3 separate regions of the Mus musculus genome follow, and regions 1 and 3 are each linked to region 2. The links are chromatin loops, found by intact Hi-C in ENCODE. Cell type or tissue: left cerebral cortex. All regions are shown on one strand. Region 1 overlaps Synpr (synaptoporin). Region 2 overlaps Synpr (synaptoporin). Region 3 holds the start of Gm281.

What was found. Peaks named below come from ENCODE experiments on the same cell type or tissue, not always from the same donor. Only the 100,000 strongest peaks of a DNase experiment are listed, where the experiment ranks them.
Region 1: it touches region 2 in a loop (2.5-fold over the local background); 2 of 42 quality-filtered maps call a loop at or near these places.
Region 3: a loop joins it to region 2, with 4 times the contacts of the local background. A loop is called at or near these places in 9 of 42 quality-filtered maps.

Annotation. Positions count from the first base shown.
Region 1 is chr14:13,587,009-13,595,008 of GRCm38, forward strand. The region is part of intron 3 of Synpr (synaptoporin); the gene reads left to right. Among named protein-coding and RNA genes, the nearest start is that of Sntn, 80 kb to the right of the region's middle. In left cerebral cortex, no CTCF peak of the experiment used is centred here; DNase peaks (open chromatin) are centred at 1,237, 3,782, 4,723, 5,459 and 2 more places; H3K27ac peaks cover 2,343 bases.
Region 2 is chr14:13,455,488-13,463,487 of GRCm38, forward strand. The region is part of intron 1 of Synpr (synaptoporin); the gene reads left to right. Among named protein-coding and RNA genes, the nearest start is that of Synpr, 5.5 kb to the left of the region's middle. In left cerebral cortex, a CTCF peak has its summit at 4,038 (motif pointing right); DNase peaks (open chromatin) are centred at 2,614 and 4,064.
Region 3 is chr14:13,913,330-13,921,329 of GRCm38, forward strand. Gm281 reads right to left here and starts at 1,192. Exons shown (of 15, transcript XM_011244864.1): 1 at 1,069-1,192. The coding sequence starts at 1,111. It overlaps Gm11100 (predicted gene 11100), which reads left to right and starts at 5,115. Exons shown (of 5, transcript NM_001370907.1): 1 at 5,115-5,239. The coding sequence starts at 5,115. In left cerebral cortex, a CTCF peak has its summit at 4,540 (motif pointing left); DNase peaks (open chromatin) are centred at 2,090 and 4,511.

The DNA of each region.
Region 1 (8,000 bases), 130 kb after region 2:
ACCACATGGTGGCTCACAACCATCCATAACGAGATCTGACTCCCTCTTCTGGAGTGTCTGAAGACAGCTACAATGTACTTCCATATAATAAATAAATAAATCTTTTAAAAAAAAAAGAAAAAGAAAATAGCATTAGGAACCAAAACCCAAAGAAAGTTAAAGGATTGAGAACCCTGGTTTGGGAGATATTTAGTTTATGGCATCAAGGGCCATTGTAAGGAACACAAATCACTAGATGGGTACTATCACATGACAAAGGCTGAACCATCTGGGAAGACCCATAGGACCACCTTTGTGAGTAGAACTGAACTAGAGTGTGGGAGCACACATCAAAAAGGATACAAGATCTTGTGTGGGGTGATACAGGTGAGGACAGGTGAGTGCCTGTGAAAATGGATCTATTTAAAGCTATAGGAGAGGCAAAATGAGCATAACAATACAACAGATCTTAACTGGATCTGACTCTCACTGCAAAGAAAAGGTTTCTAAGGCAGCATGAACTCTAAAGCACTTACATATCTGTGCACCCAGATGTCTGACAAAAAAAGAATGCACTGCTAGCTCATGTTAAAAAGCATTATGTTAACAATTGAATGATACACTGGTAGTAGAATTGGGACACTACACTACACTAAATAAGCCCTCGAACTGCAGGGCTGACAAGATGGATCAGCCTGGAAAGGCGCTTGTTGCTAAATCTGATGATCTGAGTTTAAATCTTGGAGCCTACTTGGTGGAAGACAAAAAGGATTCTTTAAAGTTGTGCCCTATCTTCCATGTATGCATTGTGACATATGTAATTGTGTGTGTGCATTCACATCTTCATATCCATACACACACACACACACACACACACACACACACACACACACACACACACGCACACACAAATATATCAATAAATGAAATAAAGAATAGCAAAAGATTACTATAGTGGTATTCAGTGAGTGCTTGGGAAGTCTACCACGGGGCTGTCTCTTGCCTGGGATTCCAACATGCCAGACCAGAGCTGAGAGCTCACATGCCTTATTTCATCTACAGGTCCATGAAATCCTGTGAGTTATTATTCTCGTTTGAAAGAGGTCCAAGGTGAGAAACATCAGAGAAGCATCTGGTATGAACATGAAGGCAGACCTGTCAGATGCAGGGCACCTTACCCTCCTATCCTGAAGAAAGCAGCAGGGTGCAGCTGGGCCCAGGAACTTAAAACTGTTGCTGCATTTGGCATAGAGCATGAGAGCTTTGCCTTCAGCCCCATGATCCATGTAGATGAAAGAGTAGGTGTCTGGGGAGACATGAGTTATTTTCAGACAAGTTAGGATACCCATAGTGGGTGGCAGCAAACATTAGGGGTAAAGATCTGCAATGCAGATGGGGTCATGACTGGGTAAGAATCAAGAGGAAAGCTGCTAAGAGATGCTGCAATGCTAACCCAGAGTTTATGGACTTTAAAGAAGTCCTTTCAAAGAAAATTCTCAAAAACATAAAATGGTAACACCCCTGAATTGTCTATCTAAAATTTCAAAACATTTATGAGAATTAAAACTTCGTTTTTCTGAATCAAAGAGAAGGCCCCTCGTTTTTGCTTTTGTAAAATTTTGAAAAATCAAATAAAGCCCAAGATTTGATCTTGACTGAACTGACCATTCAACACCCTGACCCGCTTATAAAACCTTGTCATCCAATGAGGCAGGTCTCTAGGTCCACATGGTTTACTGATAGAGTCCACTGGTGTTTGTAATCCTGAGATCATAGTCTGTCAGGCAGGCCCATAATAATTGGAAGCACCATATATTCTCTTTGAATCCAGTGTTTTTCCCAACAGAAAGCCTTGTACTTACTTCTAAAGCAAATGAGTAAGCCATCATTTTTTATTACTTCTTCCCTGACTACAACTGCCATATTTCCTTAATATGGATTCTCATCATCTTGTGTTTAAGTCTTTAACTTTTCTACATTAGCAAGTCCACTGAGTTATCTCCCATTGTGGAATCCTTGTGTCTCCTAGTCCTTCTGTTTTGAGGACCCAGAGATGATCACATGATTGTTCCTTTTTTCTTTCTACTTGTGTATAGTAAGTGTGTGGTATATGTGCATGTATGTGTATTCCATTCATATATGTGTGGGTACATGTGCCCATGTGGGAGTAAAGGGGTGTAAGTATATGGATGTGAAGACCAGAGGGTACCATTAGGTGTCTTTCTCCATTTTAATTGCAAATAAAAATCACTTGTTGAACTTTGAATCCACCAGGGACAGGAATATTTGTCCCTGGTATCTGAGCTTTTACTTCACCTTGCTCACTGTCTATCTCCTCCGTGACAATTATATTCCCTAATAGCATTAACATGTTCATAGTTTTGCCTCTTGCTATATTAAAAACACACTTATCAACAGACTGAGACAAGAGGATCACAGGCTCACAGCCTCTCTGGGCTACAGAGTGAACTCAAGGTCACCCTGGAGCAACTTGAGAGTACCCTGAGACCTGGTCTCAAAATGAAAAATGTCAAAAGGGCTAGAGACCTAACTCAGTGTTTGGAGTTCACCTAACATGCATGAAGCGTGGGGCTCAATTCCCAAGGGAAGGTAATATCATTTATATTATGTGTTATATTAAGAACAATTTGGTATTGCTCTTATGAATGCCAAGCATTAGGGGAATTGTTTCATTTTCCAAAGCACTAAAATGAATTATGAATTTTCCATTTGGACAGTCTTCTCATTCATGTTTATAAATAGTTATTATATGACCCAGTTGAGCTAGAACCTCCCTAATGGCTATGGTAAAATTAATCCTCAGAGCCATTTCAAATTGAGAAGCAAAAATGTTGGTGAGTATTTGAATAAGAAGACATTTGTTTCAAGGGAGCAGAGGTTGAGAACCCTTACTTTGAAATCATTGGGAGAGGCAGAGGTGGAGGTCAGCACCAAAAAGCAACTGAACAGCAATCCTCCTAGCTGTTCCAACCCAGCCATATGACAGAACGACTCAATGCACATTAGCCATATGGCCATTCAAAGCATTTAGCAAAAAGACAAAGAAAAAAGAATAAGGTATTAAAAGATATTTTTAAAAATTTCTGCCTGCACAAATACAGTATGTTTGCTCAGTTCTTATTCTCATGATGAAACTAATTCCCTGAACTGAAGAAATTCCATCCATGCTGGGGGATATTTATTTCTTACTCTACATGGTCCCAAACACAAGCTAACAACTTCAAGCATACACAAAAGCAAGGGTAGTGCTCACTAGAGCAGACATGATGGGCTCACTGAAAGATTTGTTTTGTTTGTTTGCTTGCTTGTTTGTTGACTTGACAACTTTCTCATTTCAAACAGATTTTAGGATCTATCCCAACTCTTGTGTGATTCAACCCTTCTCTATTTCCAACATATTTCTGGACATTGGCTTTGCATGTGCTTTTGTTTCTATTTAAGTTAAACAACAGTCCTTGACAGGTACCATAATTCAGCCTTCATACTGTCCAAAGATCATCAAGTTAACATTTTGTGTAAATATGTTTCCCTATTCCTACTTCCCAGGAAGATTAATGTTGTTCACATGAACTGAATGGAAGTGTTTTGGAGGTATAAAGTCACAGTCCCCCACCTACCTTCTAAAACAGGCTCACAGCTTTTCTCTGTGCTCCAAAAATCACTCTCTATCTCAACTTTATGTGTAGTGAAAAGATCTTAAACTGGAATGATATAACTGTCATCTACCAAGCCATTTCACAAACTGCAAAGTTACTGTCCTTTAGCTGATTTCTGAAAATTCATGTGGGAACAGGCTCTTCTTCATGACTAAGAATATATTTCATAGAACCTTAACTTTTTTAGCAACCAACTTCTTCCTCTCACCAGCAGAACACAATATGGCATATGAGGGCTCATCATCACAAATTTTAATATACCATATATCAGATGATGACCCTACAGCATAACTCCTCATGCAGAGCATAATAATGTTCAGTTTGGTTAAGTACACATGATTGGACTTCTGTTTGATAATGTTACTCCCAATAGCCTAATATTTGCCTTCATGGATTTCATCAAGGAGCAAATTGGGGAGGAAAAGTGAGGAAAAAGTAGCACATATGTATGTTTTCTTTATTTTTGTAGAATTTTACTCTCTTCATACCACTTGAAAGTAACTCTGGGAAAGGGCAAAGGTGAGTATGTAAATACACCTGAGATGATCCTAAGAAGGGAAAATCTTAATAAACTCTTAATGGTGAAGACACAGGCTCTGGAGTCAGACTAGTCACATCTTAGTTTTTCTACTTGCTAGCCTGGTGATCTCTTTATTCTTTGTATCTTCAGCTGCACATCAATAATAGTCCTGCTAACATCTACTGAGAATTAGATGAGATTATTTCATGCAAATACTTATCACAGTGCCCAGTATATAGAAACAAATCTGATGGATGTTGGAAGAAAGGAAGGAAGGAACGGAGGGAGGGAGGGAGGGAGGGAGGGAGGGAGGGAGGGAGGGAGGAAGGGAGGGAGGGAAGTGGCAGCTATCTTAAAACTGAACTGGCAAAATGAACAAACATATCTGAAAGTGAGGCAGAAAAGTATAAAAATAGTGTGGTATGTTCTTTCATAGTGGGTGATCCTAGCCATAATGTAGGCTGGAAAGTTGGCATGGAGGAAGTCTCCTCATAGGCTAGACATGCTTCTCAGAGTTCATATGTGCGCAGCAGCACATACAGAGCTTGGAAGCACGTTAGAAATTCTGGCTCTCAGACTCTGTTCTGTTCCTTCCAAATCAGAATCTGCTTTACAGTGAGATGTCTGTTAGCATTATGGTACATGAAGTCCAGAAGATTTTCACTAGGGTGTGTGTGTGTGTGTGTGTGCTGTGTGTAAGCATGGAAGCTGGAGGTCAATGTTGGTTGTCCTTCTCACACTCTATCTTTAATACAAGGTCCTTACTGAACCTCCAGCGCATCCACTTGTGAGCTCAGCAGCCAGTGAGCAGCAGGGATCCTCCCATCTCTGGATCCTCCTGGCTGAGGTTACAGCTGCAAGCCACCACTGCCAGCTTTGTATATGGGTGATGGCCATCCAAACTCAGAACCTCCTGCTTGAACAGCAAGCATCATGCTGGCTGAGCCGTTTTTTGCAGACATCCTAGGATACATTTGCTTCTGAAAACTTTCTACTCATATCTTCTGATACTCATAGGAAAAAAATCTAGAGATATGGAAGTCTGTCTACATCTTTAAAAATTCTCACCGCAATTGTAAAAGAAAACCCAAAACCTAGAAATGTAAAACTGGAATGTGAATCGAAAGTATGATGTAACTGACAAAGCACGGTACAAACAGCTAAATAAAGCATGAGACATAAGTTATGATTCAATTAATATTTATGTCTAGACAGGGGATACTCCAAAATATTTACTTCACAAGATTGAAATAACAACCCAAGGAAGCATATGATCACTTTCTCTGGGAAGTTTGGAGCTGACATCACTGCTTCAAGCTTACAAAAAGCATCATGATCACAATGAATGAGCTCCATTGGTACAGTGCTTGCCTAGCAGGAAGGAAACCCTGGTTTACTGGATAGAAAGGGTGAAGCCTTTAATCCCAGCACTCAGGAGGTGGAGGCAGGAGGATCAGCTATTCAAGGTCATCCTCTACTACACAGTGAATTCAAGGCCAGCCTTAGTGATATGCCCCTCCCAAACAATTTCACTTCAAGTTAGCATGAGCCTCTGGGAAGGTGAGTTTTCACTGTCAACATGAAGCAATCTAAAACCATCAGGGAAGAGTCTAAATAGATAGTTTGAGATCAGGTCAGTCTTTGGGAATGTCTGTGGGAAATTATCTTAATTCCATTAACTGAGATGTGGATATAAACTCGAAATATGGGTGACACCATGTCATGGCTAGAACTTTAGCTGAATGGAAAGGAGAGTCAGCAGAGCAAAGCCATGCACAGGTTCATTCTCTCTCTGTTCCCAACTAAAGATGCCACGTGCTGCTTTATTTCTGGCTGCCTTGAGTCCCCCACAATGATGGACCATAACCTAGAATGGTTAAATAAAGTAAAACCCTCACACATGAACTGCCAGCTTGATAATGCCATGGCAATTTAGTCACATACTTAAAAATGAAACTAATGGAGTTTCCATGTTTATTCTCTTACACACACACACAAACACGCTCATGCGAGGGGGCCAGACAGACACATACACACAGAGAGAAACAAATGGAGACATAACACATGAAGAGAGAGAACACTTAATCCACATCTGTTCATTCTTTCATGTTCAACCGCCTTCTAGTGTTAGGTACCTGCTCAAAATTTGCCTACCAGAGACACAGAATTTTTAAAGGATGATCTTGTAGAAAACAAGAAGCAAGAACAGAAAGGAGAACAGATGGTGAAAGTAAGAGCCTCTGTAATTTATTCAGAAGCCTTATCACATGATTTTCATAGGGCGATCCTTTCCTTTCTACCTTTCTAAGACAAGGTCTTAATTTTCCACTGTTTCACTACATGTGCCTGAACAGTGTTAGTGTAAGACCACAGCCCAAGTCTATCTCCTGCTTCGCATCTAACAGTAAAGTTGTCTTGAAGCCAGAAATCATCTTGCTGAGTAATGGCTTCTAATTTGTAATTCCAATGCAATGTTTTCCCCACTTTCAGTTCACATGATAAGGAGGGAAGGATACTGCTGAAGTTAGATAGAATTTAAGCTCTGTCTGATAAAGCACAGAATAATTTCCTCCTTGGTATTTTTAAAGTTCTTCATTTGAACCATCTGTTGCAGGCTGACAGATGGGTTGATATTTGACAGAGTAATGGGTCTTCAATTCTAGAAAGGCATAGGGAAGGCTTGAAAAATAGCTCTTTTCAAGAACCTGTGTGTGAATGCTACTTGCTCATTTGAAAAAGGGCAAAGCTGGTTGGAAGAAAGTGTGAGATAGAATCATAACCATTCCCCTAAATGGAAAGGTTTCACCATTTCCAAAGGTCAAATACAGTAAAATATGCCTACTCCAGAACCATACAAAACTTATCATGACTAATCACTCAAAGGGATGGGCATGAAGGGGACATTTGCATAGAGACATTGCATAGAGATAGATAATAAAATCAAGGACCAAAAAAACCCTCCCATTCCCATACCCCAGCCTTGCACTCTCTTTTTGTTCAGGCAGCATGATGACTGAGAACACACATACTCTCTGCTAGGTTGTATGACCGGGCACCCATTCAGTGTACCAGTGACTCATTCCTCTGGGTGGAGCACCTTCAAATGGCCTGTCTTGACATAGCTACATCAGGTTTATTGTGTATTTTGGCGAAATGAAGGGTTAACCCTCCTCCCGCATTACAAACATTAAGATGCCTACAAAACACCCAATTCAACACCTTAAGTTGAGTTGTCAAAGTTCAAGCAATATTTATTTAATCTCAGAAACATGATTATACTTTTAAAAGGATAGCAAAATATAAATCAAGACGAGAATCATTTCAGCTGTATTCTTGCCCAGTGTCGTTGAGCAAGAACATATATATCCTATCCTCTGAAAAAATATCATCCTTACCATCATCTTTGCAACACTTCCATTATCCTAGTCTCCATAACATATATATATATTACATCTTAGTCCATATAAAAATGAATGAACTCCTGATCAGTCACAGACGTGGATACTGAAGTGTGGCAAGTTTTCTGTGTGGGTAAATTACTTTTCTTCAGTGCTGGCCATCCTTGACCACCCTCTGTAGTCCACCTGAGATGCCAGTGGTGTCAAATAACAAACTAGTGCAATACTTGAATTATTATTCCAAGGAGCATGTGATGAGCTGAGTCTGTCTCCACAATTCCTTCCCACTCTATTATTATATAATTTTGGATGCTGAGGCTGTGTAGATTTTCTGGTTTGCTTTTTTGTTTTTTCATTTTGTTTTGTTTTGGTTTTGGTTTATAAAGAAAGGCCAGGCTTGGTGGCGCACGCCTTTAATCCCAGCAC
Region 2 (8,000 bases):
AATCTACATAGCTTTTTTTTTTTTCACAGTAAATGAACTACAGAATATATTTGTAACAAAAGTTAGGGTACCTATAAATCACAAGTGAAAACCTGGCAATTTTTAGACTTTTAAAGTAAAGTTGGGAATTTCAATTAGAACTCTGAGGCACACATTCTTTTTGAGTGACAGTTTTTTGGGACTGTGACATGGTTTCAGATAAACTCTAAGGAGAGAGTGATGTCTACCCAGGAATGAACTGACCCGCCTGAGTGCTGTCTTCAGGGTGCCCTGCAATGCACCTGTTACTTGCATGCTAACACAGAGCTGCTCATTTTGATGATCAGTCTGAATTTTGATTACTGTAGCTTCAAAAATAAATTCCCCCCAAGTCACCTAACTATTTCTATTGTCTGATCCCAGTGAATGTGTTCCCAGGACAACTTCAGAGGTCATATATACTACAGGAACTAAGTATGCCTTAGCAGGTAGGTTGTTGAAAAAAAAAATCAAGCATGGCTTTCATTCTTGAGCCCAGTGAAAGCATTAGGAGTGGGCAGGCCCTGTCCTCTCTCCAGCACACACAGCTGACTCCCTTCTTCCTCGCTACATCCATTTTTGGATGTTATTCTTTCAGAGCCAGTGGTAACAAGTTGCATGTAAAGTCATGAGCTGTAAATGGAGTTGTCACCATATGAAGCTACTCCACAAGATTAATTAGTAGAGTTTGAAGGAATGGTGAATTACAAGTATCTGCTTTCTTCTTTGTCAGCTTATTATGAAAGACTCAGGGTTCCATACATGAAACCACTGTCACTGGACATCAGTAACTTCAATAAGTTAGTATTGTCAACCATTAGTTTGAATTGGGATAAGTCTGCATGATCTTTAATTGTATCCCTCCTGACAAGTCCTGAATACCATGTCCAGAAAAGTTTGTTGTAATCTATTTTAAGGAACAAAAATCCCAATGCTGTGGACAAAAATAGTGAAGTGGTTTTGAATTTTTCCACAATGAAATCTTCTTTTTGTCTTAGCAAAATGAAAAAGGCCTTGATTGTTTCCAGTTTGTAAATACACACTTTGGCTTATCTCTCCTCGTCTTCATAGCCACTGAGAAGAGGCTAATCTCAGCTCCTAACTTTTAAGATAGGAAAATGAGAACAGAGAATGTGTGCAACTTGATAAGATGACACAATGATGCACATGAGATGGCGTGAGTGGCATGTTCATCCTCCGGTCAGGGCTTCACCTTGTCAGCATAACCTATGGGAAGCTCATAGGCCACGGTGATTTTCAGGCACTTAACCATAACACAGCACGTTTCCACGGGTATCTTTTCTTCTTCTGACAATAGATAACCTCCTTTTCCTCACACTGTGCTTTTGTAACTCCAGGCTAATTATGTGCCTAAAAACACTCAATTTGTGCAGCTACCAAGATGTGAATGTAGCGAGAAAGACAGCCTGGGGAGAGACAATATGCAGATGTGGCTAAATTAAGGTATCCCTGTAACTGAGCAAGACAAATCTGTCCCCTGACTTTCAATCTCTGAACAAAGAATGCAAATAAAAATGCCAAGAAAATTTAGAAATATCAGTGTTTCAAAGCTCCCAGCTTGTCATGGATGCAAAGTAGAAAAGGCAATTTCAACTGAATTGATTCACTTGGGAGAACTTTATAGAATTCTCACTTTCCTTTCAGTCGCCCCTGTGATTTTCTTTTTGTTTTCTGTCTAACTGGAAAGGGCTTCAATTAGAATATTGCTTCTCTGTAAGCCAGGTAATTAAAAATTGCACACATCTGCTGATATGGGAGCTGAGCAGTGTGAAAGAGTTGAAGCCCTGAGTCCTTTGCACCCAGGCACTGAGCTCCAAATTTGAAATCCATCTGAGCCAATAAAATTCAGATAAGTCTTCCAGGGGAAATTTTTGACTAACACAGAACCAAGATGTTTCAAATTTCACCTCAAGCAGCAGCATGGTGGCAGGGCACAGCACTCATGGTAACTCTGGGAGACAGTGTGTTGTCTCCATTCTACCTGACAGCATTCTGAACCCCAGGAATGTGGCTAGAATAAAGTCTAGCTCAGGATATCTTTACTACATTTTACCAAAACTCAAAAGGATATAAAGAAAGCAAAGGAACAAACACAAACACATTGGTGGCATCCAGAGTCAAACTCTGAAGTGATCACAATATTGAGGGTTTTTCTGACGTGATCTGCTGACTAATGAGTAGCAGTTTTGAGCTACCATTTACAGAGACAGTTAGGCAGTTAAAAGCTCAGAGTGTACTGCACAGTGAAATATTCCTAAGCTGACAGTTTCTTTGGAGGAAACAACAACACAATTGTGTAGTCGCTTTTCTCCTGTTCTTGAATAAGACATAATCTTGTGGTTTAATCAGCAAGTGTGCTATTAAATCCAACACCAGTAAAGAAATGCGGATTGCTTTGATTTTTTTTATGAGTATTTATGAGGGTTCTAAATGTAGTCAGAGCTACCAAACAGAGACTTTTGCTCGAAGAAAATGTGTTGGGCTCAGCCCCAGGGCTCATCAAATGTATGCCATCCCTTAAAAACTAATCTTGGAAACAGTTTTATAAAGGAAATCATTTTCAGTCTGCCTTCTTGAGAGAGATCACTAAGTCCCAAATAAACAGCATTGAATCCTACCCCATCCAACCTGTTTACTTCTGCTTTTCTTCGAGATATAGATGTATGTCCTTAAACATATCCATCGCTGAGTGCTTAAAAAGAACCCCTTGCATATAGATAAAGTGGCTGGTATAAAGACAAGAGGTATGGAGAAGTCTTAAACTTCAAAAGCCTCACTATAGGTCAGTGTGCAAATGGAACAGGGGTCTTGTTAGTATTCACATAAAAATCAATTCTAGTTTTGAGTCTGACATCAGCACAAGAGCAACTCAATCAAGTAGGTTTTTTGATCATGGGTGTGTGTCTTTATATATTTTTGAAAAAATAGAGAAAGGGCCGAGCTGAGATAGGAGCACCCCAATCATTCCCCACTCCACAGAGAGATGGGTCTTCACGTTAGGTTTTACAGTGACTATGCTAACATAACTTCTATCCTAAATCTGCTTACGAAGCCACTGAGGGGTCCGTCCAGTGCATTTCACTAGAGCCCCCCAAACAAACAGTTTCCTGAGGAGGAGGAGGAGTTGGCCAGTGGTATTAGAGTCATGTACTATGGCTCTGTGAAGAGATGGCAAGATATACGTTTTTTAGAAATTGACCAAATTTAAGGAAAGGATTGGAATGTTGGTTACCAGGTTACGCCTTTATTTAACAACTATTTAAGGATCCCTATCAGGCTCTGGGTACCGAGCAAGATGTGGACAGAGTGAACAGATATAATACATTTACTTCCATAATGAAGTGTCTTTATTTTCCATTCCTCACCTAAGCCTAGTTTTTGTTTCACATACAGAATGTATTTTCTGAAAGTCAAAGTTTAGCTAGCCTGGTAAGACACCTTCAGGGAATATGTGCTATTGGTCTGTTCATGCTTAGAGAAGGAATAAGAAGGAATCCACTGATTTGCTGATGGGCTTGCAGTCTGCCTAATGGAGTGCTTTGAAGGGAAACTGGAAGAAACGCTGTCATGCTTGTCTTACAAGCATTGTTTGCCATTCCTGGAAAGCGTCATAGTTGGTGTGATTTGCCTCCTTCCCAGTGCTTGGGAGAAGAAAGACAGAAGAAATATTGAGAGGCCAGAAAAAAAAGATTGAAAAGCAAACTAGAAAGGTGCAAAGAGGCCCTAAGACAGTCCCTGACAACCAGGACTGTCTTGCTTGTATTATCTGTTTTTCTTTGGTCTTCATTCAGATGGTTTTGGAGGATCCTGTCTGTACTGAGCATATTACCAGATACTACAGCATGGGAATAAACAAGGTTCACCTCTTTCTGAACCTGAGGAACTTCTAATAGTCCAAGATTATGCAATCCTAGCACTATTAGTGTGTTCCCATATCATTCATTGTGGTGAAATCTCATTGTGGAATATTTAGTAGCTTTCATGGGCTCTACCCACTAGATGTCAGTAGCCACCTCTTACCCTAAGCTAAGACGACCTAAATTGTCAAAAGCCTTCACCAAACTGCTTTTCTATCAGAAGAGAACCATTGCCAGACACTTACTAATTACCTTTGGCTGATTCTTCCTGTGGCATTTCTTTTAATGTTAGGATTCTTAGATTTGTAGTTTTCTTACTGCTACAGCTTGTTTGAAGCTTGTGGAGCACCTGTAAGCTTCTCCCGGTCACTACCCCGTGCTTCTGTGTAGTGGAGCATCTGTGAGCTTCTCCCTGAATCTACCCTTTTGTGCAACACTTTACTACTCTGGATATCTTATCTTATCTCATTATGTCCTAGCAAACAACAAATGAGACAATATTAAAATATATCTCCTTTAGCAAATGACTGGCAGACACCTAAAACGTGATTATGTGTCTAAAGCCTTGCAGCCAAAATTGAATAGAACTTGATTCACACTAATATATCCTAAAATTTGAATGTTTTCTCAAAATCATTCAAAATTATAACATTTAATGAAAAATGCAGATATAATTACAGTGTACCATTTTCTCTTTTAGTCTATTTTTGAGTAGTAAAGGCCATTTACCAAGGAGTGATAGAGGCAAGGGTGGTGGAGCCTTGGCCTGCTACCTCAGCAGCATTAGCTGGGTGGTTTCAGATGGTCACCTTACACCTGTAAAGATTCTGGGGTATAAAGTGATATATGGTAGAAACTGCAGGGGCATCAGTTGTCTTTGCTGTAGGGTTAGACCTGCTGTATGAGTGATCATCCCAGAAGGAAACAAATTACAGCCTCAATCTCATGTCCTCAAAAAACTCTGAGTTAATTTCTTTAAGAAGAAGGAAAAAGCAAAGCTTGGTGACTTGCCCAAGGCTCTATGGAGAATTCACTTCAAAGGAAAGATAGCAGCAGAGCCGAGCTTCCTCTCCTTCTAGCTCAATAATGTGCTAAAATGTTTTAAATGGAGGGCTGTGGATTCATGGATCTGCTGCATACTAGAGATATATGTGCCCATTAATACAGAAACTCAATAACTGGTCAAAGCACAAATACAGGTGTCTGAGAGATCAGCTACAAATGGGGTGGGCGATGCTCATCTTAAAAGACCACTGTGGAAGTGGGAACAGAAAGACTGTAAGAGCCAGAAGTCAGGGAGGACCCAAGGGAAACAGGCTTCTGTATAATGGGTTATTGCACTCTTGAATTAACAGCAACTGTGGATATCTGCAGGAGAACAAACCAATCCACATTCCATCACAAAACAGGAGTGGGGAGCATGAGCCTCACCCTCAGCTGAAGAGCTGGGACAGTTAAAGGCTACTGGGAGAGGGAAGTCAGTTTTCATTGAGAGTATACATCTTAATAGGCCATATTAGGGCCTATATTCCAGTGGATGGTCCAATATCAATGGATAAATGGGAAATAAAATTTAGACTTGGTAGGTTATTTTTAAAAAATAGAAAGAACATGAAGTCAGGAGGGCTGATGAGAAGCAGAGTGGATATGAAAAGGGTTAAAAAGAAGAGGGAGTGAAGTTGGTCAAAATACATGTATGCATGCATAAGACTCTCAAGAAGTTAAGATTTCATTAATAAAAGAAATGTATATTGGGATTGGATGCAGGCATCCAGGGGAAAGGTCTCTGTCTTTTAGTTGGCTGCACCTAACCATTTTTAGGTGCTGGTTTAACCAAACCTCAGCCTCATGAGAGTCAAAAGAGACAGAGTTCTCCTGGATGAAGTTTGGCAGAAGACTAGATACATAAACACACCAAATGCAAGTAGAATTTGCAGGGTCATGTTTACCTACTCCTAAGCTTAGAAAGGGCCAGGTCCTTCCTTGAGTGTTACATGGTATCCAGACCCCTGTTGAGTGGTTTATGTGTTCTGGGTAACCTCCTGGACTCTTGGCACATTTTCCAAGATACAAAAGCTTAGGTAAATTATCCTGGCAGAATTCCTGAGAAAAATGTTTCTGCCTGCATTGTCTCAGAGCACTGAACTTGCCATGAGAGAAAATAAATCCAAATCCAGAAGGGAAAGTATGTCTGGCCATAAGTGATGCACATAGGCCTCAGTCTCTTCTTCTGTAATATGCAAGTTATAACTTTCATCCATAGACTCCAGAAGGATACATGGAAAGGTTCTTTAGGGATTTTGTGGGCATTGTTTCTCTCTCTAAGTCCATTTTGCTATTTGTTTTTACCTGATATCCTCAGCGAGTGTACAAGGTTTCGGGAAATGCTCTCTCCATTTGCCAGGAAAAGGACTGTAGTTATAGGATGGGGCCAAAGCAGCCTAGAAGTGCTTTGCTAGAGGATCATTCTCCCTCAGAGGAGACTGATGCCAAATTATAGATTTCAAACACAGAGCACATTACTGGAGAGTAACTATAATACAACCAAATGCAATATGTATAAAGCCATTCCCTGCGATCTGCTTCTCACACAGAATATTTCTGAATCTTCCACCCCCTTTCCATTCCCATTAGTCCTAGCTCAAGCCATTGCCTTTGTAATTGTGGAGATTGATATAACCTTGAACCTCAGTCCATTACCTGCTAATGCTGTGGGACTTTAACCCTCTGCTATCTCCACATGGTCCAGCAGTTTCTCAAAATTCATGACTGTATCGAGCTGGGGAAACCCAGATGCCTTCCCCAGGTTACTCATTAGAACTTTCTACAGGAAATTCATAGGTTTTATTTTTTTTCGTTTCTCATGTTTTATTTACCAAAGCACCCCCAGATACATTTGATCAGATAAATCTAGTTAGCTCATATTTTTGGAAGGTTATTATCTGCTAGCAGTCATGTCCCAAGATTCTTTCCTCTACTCACTTCTCTCTGACTCATAACTTCAGACTCTATATCCAAGGTTTTAAATGGCTCCTTTCCTAACCTCCCTGGACCAGCTACCTCTCTAAGGTAATTTCGCCTTCCATTCCTGTTGGCTTTACACTCGCAGAGCATCTCCCATGGTTTTGTTTCTGAGATATCATCCTCAGTAAGGCAAGAGTGCGTGCTTATTCATTCAGCCATACATTTATAGCCATTCATTTGTCCATCTTATGCGAGGCAACTGTGTGCCAGGCACTGACACCGAGGGTTTGTAGTTGGAGGCAACTAAAACTGATGCAGAACACACCATCAAGATTTACACGCTAAGGGCTGGCTGAGGGGCACATTTAAAAATCCTTAGAAAGCTAATTATTATTGTAGTAAATGTTAAGTTTAAGAGCTGAGCCATCTTGGGTAATAACTATATGACAGGCAAGGCTCCAAGTGTTCATGCATATTAATTTATTTAATCCCATAACATTTCTGCAAAAGAGTTTAAAGGGGAGAGTATTGGAGCCCACTGAATGTGTAGGATGTAGACTCCTTTAGAGAATTCAAGATGCTTAGGATGAAGATGATTTAACAGGACCAACACTGAGCTCAGGTGACTGCCATCTGTACAGCATTGTTTACAGGGGCTGTGCTGTGTACCTTGCAGGACTTTCATTTTCCAGACAAGATGAGAAAATCACTATTATTATTTTAAAGGCATGAGAATGCTGAGCCACTTGCCCACAGTGTATAAGTGGTGACTGTGAGCTGTACCTTCATTGTGTTTGACTCTGATGCTGAATTCCTTCCCACTATGATAACACGTGAAAAACTGATAGAAAATATTCCAACCTAGTCTCTGTCTTTGGTAGAAAGGGGAGAATAAAGGACATCTAATGTGTGGCTGACTAAAGTTGATAATGACTGGACTGGTTTTTGTTTTTTATAATTTTTAAAAATTAAAATTTAATTACATGATACCCCCTTCTACCTCCAAGCTCTCTCATGTTCCCCTCCCACTCTCTCCCTGCCTCTCTCAAATCCATGGCCTTTCTTTCCTTAGTTACTTTTGTTAGCTATGAATAATATAAACTCACAAATTTATAAATGTAACCTGCAACCTGCTGAGTC
Region 3 (8,000 bases), 460 kb after region 2:
TCTGCTAACAATGAAATCTATTTTGCCAATTTGAGGGCTTCTGTGACCTTTTACATTCTGTCAGAATCTTTCAACAAAAATCAAAACAGGGGGCTGGTGAGATGGCTCAGTGGGTAAGAGCACCCGATTGTTCTTCCGAAGGTCCAGAGTTCAAACCCCAGCAACCACATGGTGGCTCACAACCATCTGTAACGAGATCTGACGTCCTCTTCTGGTGTGTCTGAAGACAGCTACAGTGTACTTACATGTAATAAATAAATGTTTAAAAAAAAATCAAAACAGACAGGCACAGCTTTAATCCTTTCTGTGTGCTACAGGAAGCAGAGGTAGGGGGCAGGTAGATGTCTGTGAGTTCAAGGCCACCCTGGCTTACCTATTCAATTCCAGACTTACCAGGTCCACGAAGTGAAACTTTGTTGTTGTTGTTGTTTTAAGAACATTGTTGAATCTTTTTTAAAGATGGTAAAGATGATTTTACTTGATCCAAAGTACTTAAAATATCATTTCAACATGTTAAATAAAGTATTAGTAAGACATGTTACGTGTTCTTTTCATGCAAAGTAGAATCTGTTACATTAATCAGTAAGAAAATATATGAAATAGAAAACAACTTAAATCATCTATATAGTCTTCCCCATTTTTCCAACTCTACCATTTCTTCCTGTAATCTCCAAAGTAATCCTTGCTACATTCTTAGCATATGAGTTATTTTGCCTTCTGGCAATATTTCCCCTAGTTACAAATGGGCCACAAACATCTTTCACTGTTGTGCAGTTCATTAGGTAAATCTTCCACGGGTAGAAGTTTGTCTCCCGAGGTTCCAGATTCTAGATACCAGTAGAAATGGCCAACTGTCTCCCAGAGAACTTGCTCTGATGCCCATCTATAAACTGCATCTGTGAAAATATCTTGATAAGGAGGTAGATTATCCAATGAGGTACAACCCGGGAGCCCTTGAGTTCAAAAGACTATCCCCATCAAATGTTCTAGAGCAAGTGAAAAGGAACCCAGAGGAAGACACTCCGACTATTGCTTCCGTAGTTAAGTAACAATGATGCAAACACTAACCTGAGGCAGCAAGCAGTACAAAGAAGAGCTGGGAAGGAAGCATGGTTGAATCAAGGGCTCTGGCTGCTGCAGAAATGCTGTTCCAGTTGGCTAACTTCTAAGATGATCACAGGCTTCCTGCAGAGTCACCATATCGAGACCTGTTTCTAGGCAGCAAGTACACACTTACCTAATCTGTAAAGTGACACCTTTGCCCTGTGAGGCTAAAGCTCCAGCAACTGGATTTACTTAAGCCAGGTGGAAGAAAATCTCTGATTCAGGAGTCAGAGAGCTGTGGGGGAATAGGTTGGAAGGGGATGTTTGGGGTGGGTGGTGGAGAATTGAAGTGGGTATTTGCAGTGGGGGTGAAGAGTAGAGGGGAGGTGTTTGAAGTGGGGAGGTAGGGGGTAGCCAAAAGATGAAGCTTTTCAGGAAATGTGCTCACTGGACTCATTTCATTAAGATTCAAAAGGATTTCACTCACTAATGACCCCACCCCTCATTGTTCTCTTCTGCTTGATGTATTCATTACACCCCAGTTTAAAACCAAGAGCCAGTTTACCAGATTTACAGAGGGATTTCAAGTTGCTAAGCACAGCAGATTAGAAAGGAGATGCAAAACCAGCCTGAGTGCAGCCCCCAGCCAGAGCCACTCTATATTATGACATTCAAGTTTAACCTGAAGGAGGACCTGCTCCAAGACTACCAATGGCTGCTTGCAGAGTTCACCCAAAAATATCTGGAAAAGGCAGCAGAGAGCTGACCTCGGAGCCAACTATGGCTGGAGATCATATTTCGATCCTCAAAAATTTTCTCCCAAATGCGTGGTTCTGTAACATTCGATTGGCCCAATACTTTACAGTTTGCCAGAGTTCCCACCCCTCCCTATTACACCCCATTGATTCTCACAAATCCATTCCAGGTTCCTGCAGAAATTCATGTTTGCAATCTAATTTAGAGAATTCAACGGATTGCTGTCTCTATAGAAGTCAACTGTTGCTATGGTTACTGATATAAGATTATGCAATCTCATGTGTGTTCAACAGAAAGATATCGTTGAGAGCAAGGAATGCTGTGTTTGAAACAGACTTTGGCCTGTTGTAGATGGATTGGTTTTCAGAGGGACATCTACAAATGGCCAGGAAGTGCTCACATCGAGATGGATCCTTGCCATGTGCTGTGAGGGCTATTGAAAAGAAAATGAGCTTTATGAGAAATTGTGGTTTGTGTCTTTAGCTCTGTTGAATATTCCTTAGTGAATCTACTTTACTCTTGGTTTTTAGTTGTGAGCCTTACTCATTAATAGCTGGCCATCATTGTAGCCTCAAACATCTGTGTTCTTAGACTATTATAATACCCTAGCTCTCTAGCCAAACCCCTCTCTGTGTCTGTCTGCCTTTATCTCTGTGTGTCTGTCTCTGTCTCTGTCTCTCTCTCTTCTGACTCTCTCCACCTGCCTGGGGAACTCCTCATCACTCTCTGGACCCTAAACCTAGTTACCTCCCTGATGCCTTTTCCAAAGGTGCTGTCTTCCCTTTCCAGTGCATCTTCTGAGCAGTAATTTTTATTTTTAAGACATAAGAACACTTGTCTCCCTTACCCCTACATTCCCATTCTTGACACACTAGTCTTTGCCACCATGTGTGCCTCAGACACATCCACCACCCAATTCTTACTTATGTGGTTATTTGTTCTTTAAATTCCTCTTCCAATTCTTAGCATAGTTTGTCACATTTTACATAAAATGCCTCATCTCAGCTGTCACCGCTTTAAGAGGTCTTCCTTGGTCCCTTTTTTTATGGTGGCCTTAGAATCCTTCATTAGTTCCTAAATCAACTTATTTGTAAAAGTTCCTGGAGTGTGAGAATTGTAATCTTGGCAGGAATTCTAAGTAACTTCTGTCCAGACTAGATACCATTGCAGAAAAAAATATACATGGACCACTTCCTTATAAGGCCTGCTAACTTCCCTTCCCCTCCCTCTGAAGACAAAGCGAGGACCACTAAGTTGGTTTCTAGTGCTAAGCTGGTTTGGCCCAGACGACTTCTCTAGCTTATCATGTACACACCCTGTTTCTCGTCTCATGTGCCTGAACCATGAAGATCTTCACACAGCTATTTCCCTGCTCGGCTTTCAGACCCTGTGACCCCAGTGCTCCCCGCCAGCATTGCCCCTCATCCTGTCTCTTTACCTTATCACCCTCTTGTATTTTCTTCATAGCATTGCCTACATTTAATTAGCTGAAATTATTCCTTTCATTGTGTCTGTGTCAGGTTGTCCCATAGCACTTTAAGATAGTTTGGGGGGGGGGTGGGAGGTGCCATTGATTATTCATATTTTAAACACACACACACACAAAAAATGAGGCTCAGAGGTTTTCTCCCCTTTCCTAAGGTTCCAGAACTTATTAGGTATAAAACTAGGTTTTAAGTCTTGACTGGCTGCAGAACTGCTATCTCTCTCGTGTGCCCTTCTTTTTCCCTTGACTTTTTTTTTTTTTTTTTTTTTTTTCCGGTAGCCAGATTACATGCTTTAGGGTTGTTCCGTGACCTACTGGAGAAGGGAACACTTGTACACAGAGAGGCATGAGCACTCACTCACATGAATAAAAATACCTCTCTCTTCCTGCCATAAAACTCATCACAGCCAACCATTCATTTGATTGAATCCAACAAAATGAAGATTCAATACTAATTATTATGTGAAAACTTCTGGTTAAAGGAATTGCTCGCGGGTATATCTATTTATTCTAATACCCATGATTCTCGCCAAGAGGAAAACTAGACCTGGACAGAGCTCCACCCTCGTGACCAAAGCATCTCCGCCACAGTGAAGTGGTTTAGAGTCTGGACCAGGAATCTTCTGCCTCCTGAGAGTCTTACTTGCTACGGCAGAGTTTCTACTTCGCGTGAATCTCACTATATAGCTATCACCCATAGCATTCCCATTTGAGAGATGAAAAAATGAGCAAATCACGTGACTGTAACGAGACTCAGGCCGCAGCCCAAGGCTGGAGCAAGAGCTCAGATGTACCGTCCTGAACACACCATAGTAGCACCTCAATGTTATACATTTTATTACTGCTTTTTCTCTAAGTGCTGAGTTTTGAACCCAGAGTCTTGAGGGTCTTAAGTCATACTCCCAGCCTCTTGTTCCATCTAAAGTTCTTCTCCCAGATATTCAACTGTACAAAATCTCACGTACCAAAATCATCAGTATCGTGTGCGTTTATTTCGTCCGATCTCAAATGTATTGAGTTGAAAGCTGCGTTTATATAAGATGTTCAGCTAAATGCTATGCACATCAGTGATATGGATGATTGATGGGTACACACACAGGAACCAGAGTAAATTATATACCTTTCTTCAGCTTTCCTGCGGAGGCCTTCTTTTTAAGCACCAAGTCCTATTGAACTCAGCTACTCAGAGAGCCAATGAAGCCTGAGACTAAACTATAGCCTAGTGTCTGCTGCCACCTTGTGGTAATGTTCTCACCTAGGCAGTATTTGCTCTTAAGGGTTAAATGCAGAAATACTGTGCAAATGATCCAGGTACTGAACTTTTTTAGCTTCATGCTTTAAAAGACTTCCACAGAAACTCAAGATGAAATAAAATAGCCCTTTCGGTGACTACTGAGACAGCCAAACAGCAGCTGGCCTCTTGGTTCGTGCCTCATAGGACAGCATTCGACTTCCTGAGGGGTGAAATAGAAAAACTCAGACCCTAGAGCACCGTCCTGCTTATAGAACTCATATACGGATATCTAAATGTGATTAACAATTATGCTGTGACTTCTTTTATTCCTAATGTGCCTTCTCTATGTAGTATTTCACACGTTACCAGGGAATTTCCCACACTTCTGTCACATGCATCATTGGAGGATTATGAAGTAAAACACGGTCAGTCGCACAAATGTTTGTGCTAACACTTGAGAAAGAATGATGTTTCCTGTGTGTTTTGCTCCAAACAACCAAAAATTAAGCCGTGATCTCAGTCACTGGATGAATTTTAGAAGTCCTTTCCGCTCAAGCACTAAAGAAATCCAAAGCACAGCTGAAAGTGACAGCGATGGAGCGCCCTCCGTTTTGTCAAAGTGAACTCCTAAAGCTTGCCTGTGGGAAGACTGGCCAGTACCAAGGAATCCAGCAACCCAATAGGAAAACTGGCTCATTCAAAGGGAAGGTGATAGAGAGGTAGGTAACAAAGACTTACCTCGTTTCCCATTGGTACCTTTTGGTTTTTGGTTTTTTGTGGGTTTTTTTTGTTTGTTTGGTTGGTTGGTTGGTTGGGTTTTTTTTTGTTGTTGTTGGTGGTTTTTTTTTTTTTGGTTTTGTTTTGTTTTGTTTTTGTCTTTTGTGTTTTGTTTTGTTTTTGTCTTTTGATTTTTGGTTTTTGGGTTTTTTTTTTTTCATTACACAAGATCCATTGTGAAAAGGTAACATCTCCTTTAAACATTATAATTTAAAAATATAGACTGTAGGTAGGAGGACGGAGTGCTACATCAGATCAGGATGTGGAGTGCTGTCGAAGTCATCTTTTGCAGTTATTAAAGTCTCAATTTTACCAGGCAGAAGGCTTTACTTTCCATCTGATTTGAGTTTTAATGTGTCATGTGAGATTAATGTCCGTATTAAGAATATAATTTTTCAGTATCAGTATTTTCTTTTTTTTTTTTTTTTTTAAAGATTTATTTATTATTATATGTAAGTACACTGTAGCTGTCTTCAGACACACCAGAAGAGGGAGTCAGATCTTGTTATAGATGGTTGTGAGCCACCATGTGGTTGCTGGGATTTGAACTCTAGACCTTCGGAAGAGCAGTCGGGTGCTCTTACCCACTGAGCCATCTCACCAGCCCCCAGTATCAGTATTTTCGTCTTCTCACATTCCACACCAATGAATTTTGAAAATGTATCAATGCTTTCTGTTCCCTGCTAAAGCAATGTTTACTGCTGAAATGTCTACTAATCCTATTTCACCACTGAACCCTCTTCAAGGAAACATCAAAAGAGCCCTAGACCTGGGATTTCTTGTCAAAGGCAAAACTGTAAAGACAGACATACACTATTAGGAGCATGCCTCATTTTAATTTTGTGTTATATAAATCAGTGGTAGGTAAAGGATAGAAGACACAACATGGGTGTTTGCTTGTTTCTGAGGCTGGTTCTCTCCGTAATAGCTCAGACTGGCTTTGTGCTCTGTCCTCCTGTGTTAGTCTCCTGAGTGTTGAGATTACAGATGTGTGCCACCGATGCCTGCTTAAAGCAAAGTATTCTTTTTTTATTTTTAACCTGATCAGTTACATGGAAGGTATTCAGGATCCATGAGCACTCTGAAATGTATCCCCGCCCCCCGCCCCCGAACTCTTTCTTTTTCTTTTTCTTTTTTCTTTTTTAGATTTATTTATTTATTATATGGAAGTACACTGTAACTGTCTTCAGACACTCCAGAAAGAGGGAGTCAGATCTCGTTACGGATGGTTGTGAGCCACCATGTGGTTGCTGGGATTTGAACTCCGGACCTTTGGAATAGCAGTCGGGTGCTCTTACCCACTGAGCCATCTCACCAGCCCCCCTGAAATGTATTTCTGTTGTGTGTCAGAGTGGCCATGCACATGTTTATGGCAACAAAAGTTATTAAAGCACTGAAGTTACTAAGGGTCTTGGAGGGTCCACAGAAGGTTGATACTGACAAGTTACTTTGGGGCAAGGAAGGAAACAGTGTATCTTCTTTGGGGCACTTTATTGCTACCTACAAGAAACATATTGCAACATAGCCATGCAGAAATCTTAGTACTCAGTGTGAGTCGTGAATCCAGAAGGTGCTTATGTACAGCTATTGCCTTGCTCCTAGATGGGAGGTGTCTAGCCCATGAGGCTGCATTCCTTTCACCTCTAGAATATGTGTCCTCATTTGATCCTCAGGCTAATAATGCCTGTCACCTACTGAAGGCTTCAATAGGATGTAACATAGAAACTATTTCTTTTTTTTTTTTTTTCAGATCTCTGGTAAGAGTATACCCATTTTCAAATGAAAAAAACTAAATCTTGTAAAAAAAATAGCTAACAAATTGTACAGTCAGCAGGTGTGGTTTGGAATGAGACTGATGCCATCAGCCTGCAGTGACCACGTGCCCAGTGGGACCTCTTCCCTGGGGTGATTGTCTCTGAAGTTGATGCAGCAGTGTTTTCCTGGAAGATAACAACACTTTTATATTGGTACCTGAGATTCATTAGGTAGTATATGAAGTTCATCTTAATGGTCATTAATTTATTTTAATCCAAATCGGAAACATGTACATCATATAAATATACTATGCATGCAATGTAGCAAGCAACAAGCTGGGATTTTGCAAAGTAATCATATCATGCTATAGCTGGGATGTCATACTTGGGAAGTGAAGATTTATGTTCACACAAAAGCTTATGCCCTGTTGCTTATAGTTTTGTTCATCATAGCCCCCCAAATGGAAACAACTCAAATGTCCTTCGATGAGTGGGTGGGTAAATACGGTGTGATATACCCATGTTGTGGCATACAACTCAGCAATGAGAAGAAAGGAAACAGTGGCTTCAGAGAACTATATTAGCAAAACTCACACATCCCAGGGCAGAGGGTAGGGGTTACTAGTATAACATCTTCTAGCATTCCAAGGCCTGGATTCCATCTCCAGCCACAAAAACAAACCAAAACAAAACAGAAACAGAAACAAACTAATGTTAGAAGCTTGAAATGCTATACACTGCATGTATTCATTTAGATGATATAAGCAGACAGCTTTAGAACTGGTGAGTAGTTGTGTTCATGTGAGGTTGTGGAGTGTGCTGCTGTGTGCGCATATGTGTGCTATAGTATAGAAGCCAGAGGAGGGCGTCAATTGTCTTCCTTTATGGCTCTCTGCCTTATTCGCCTAGGACAGGGTCCCTCATATCCTGGAACTTGCTGTTTATCTAC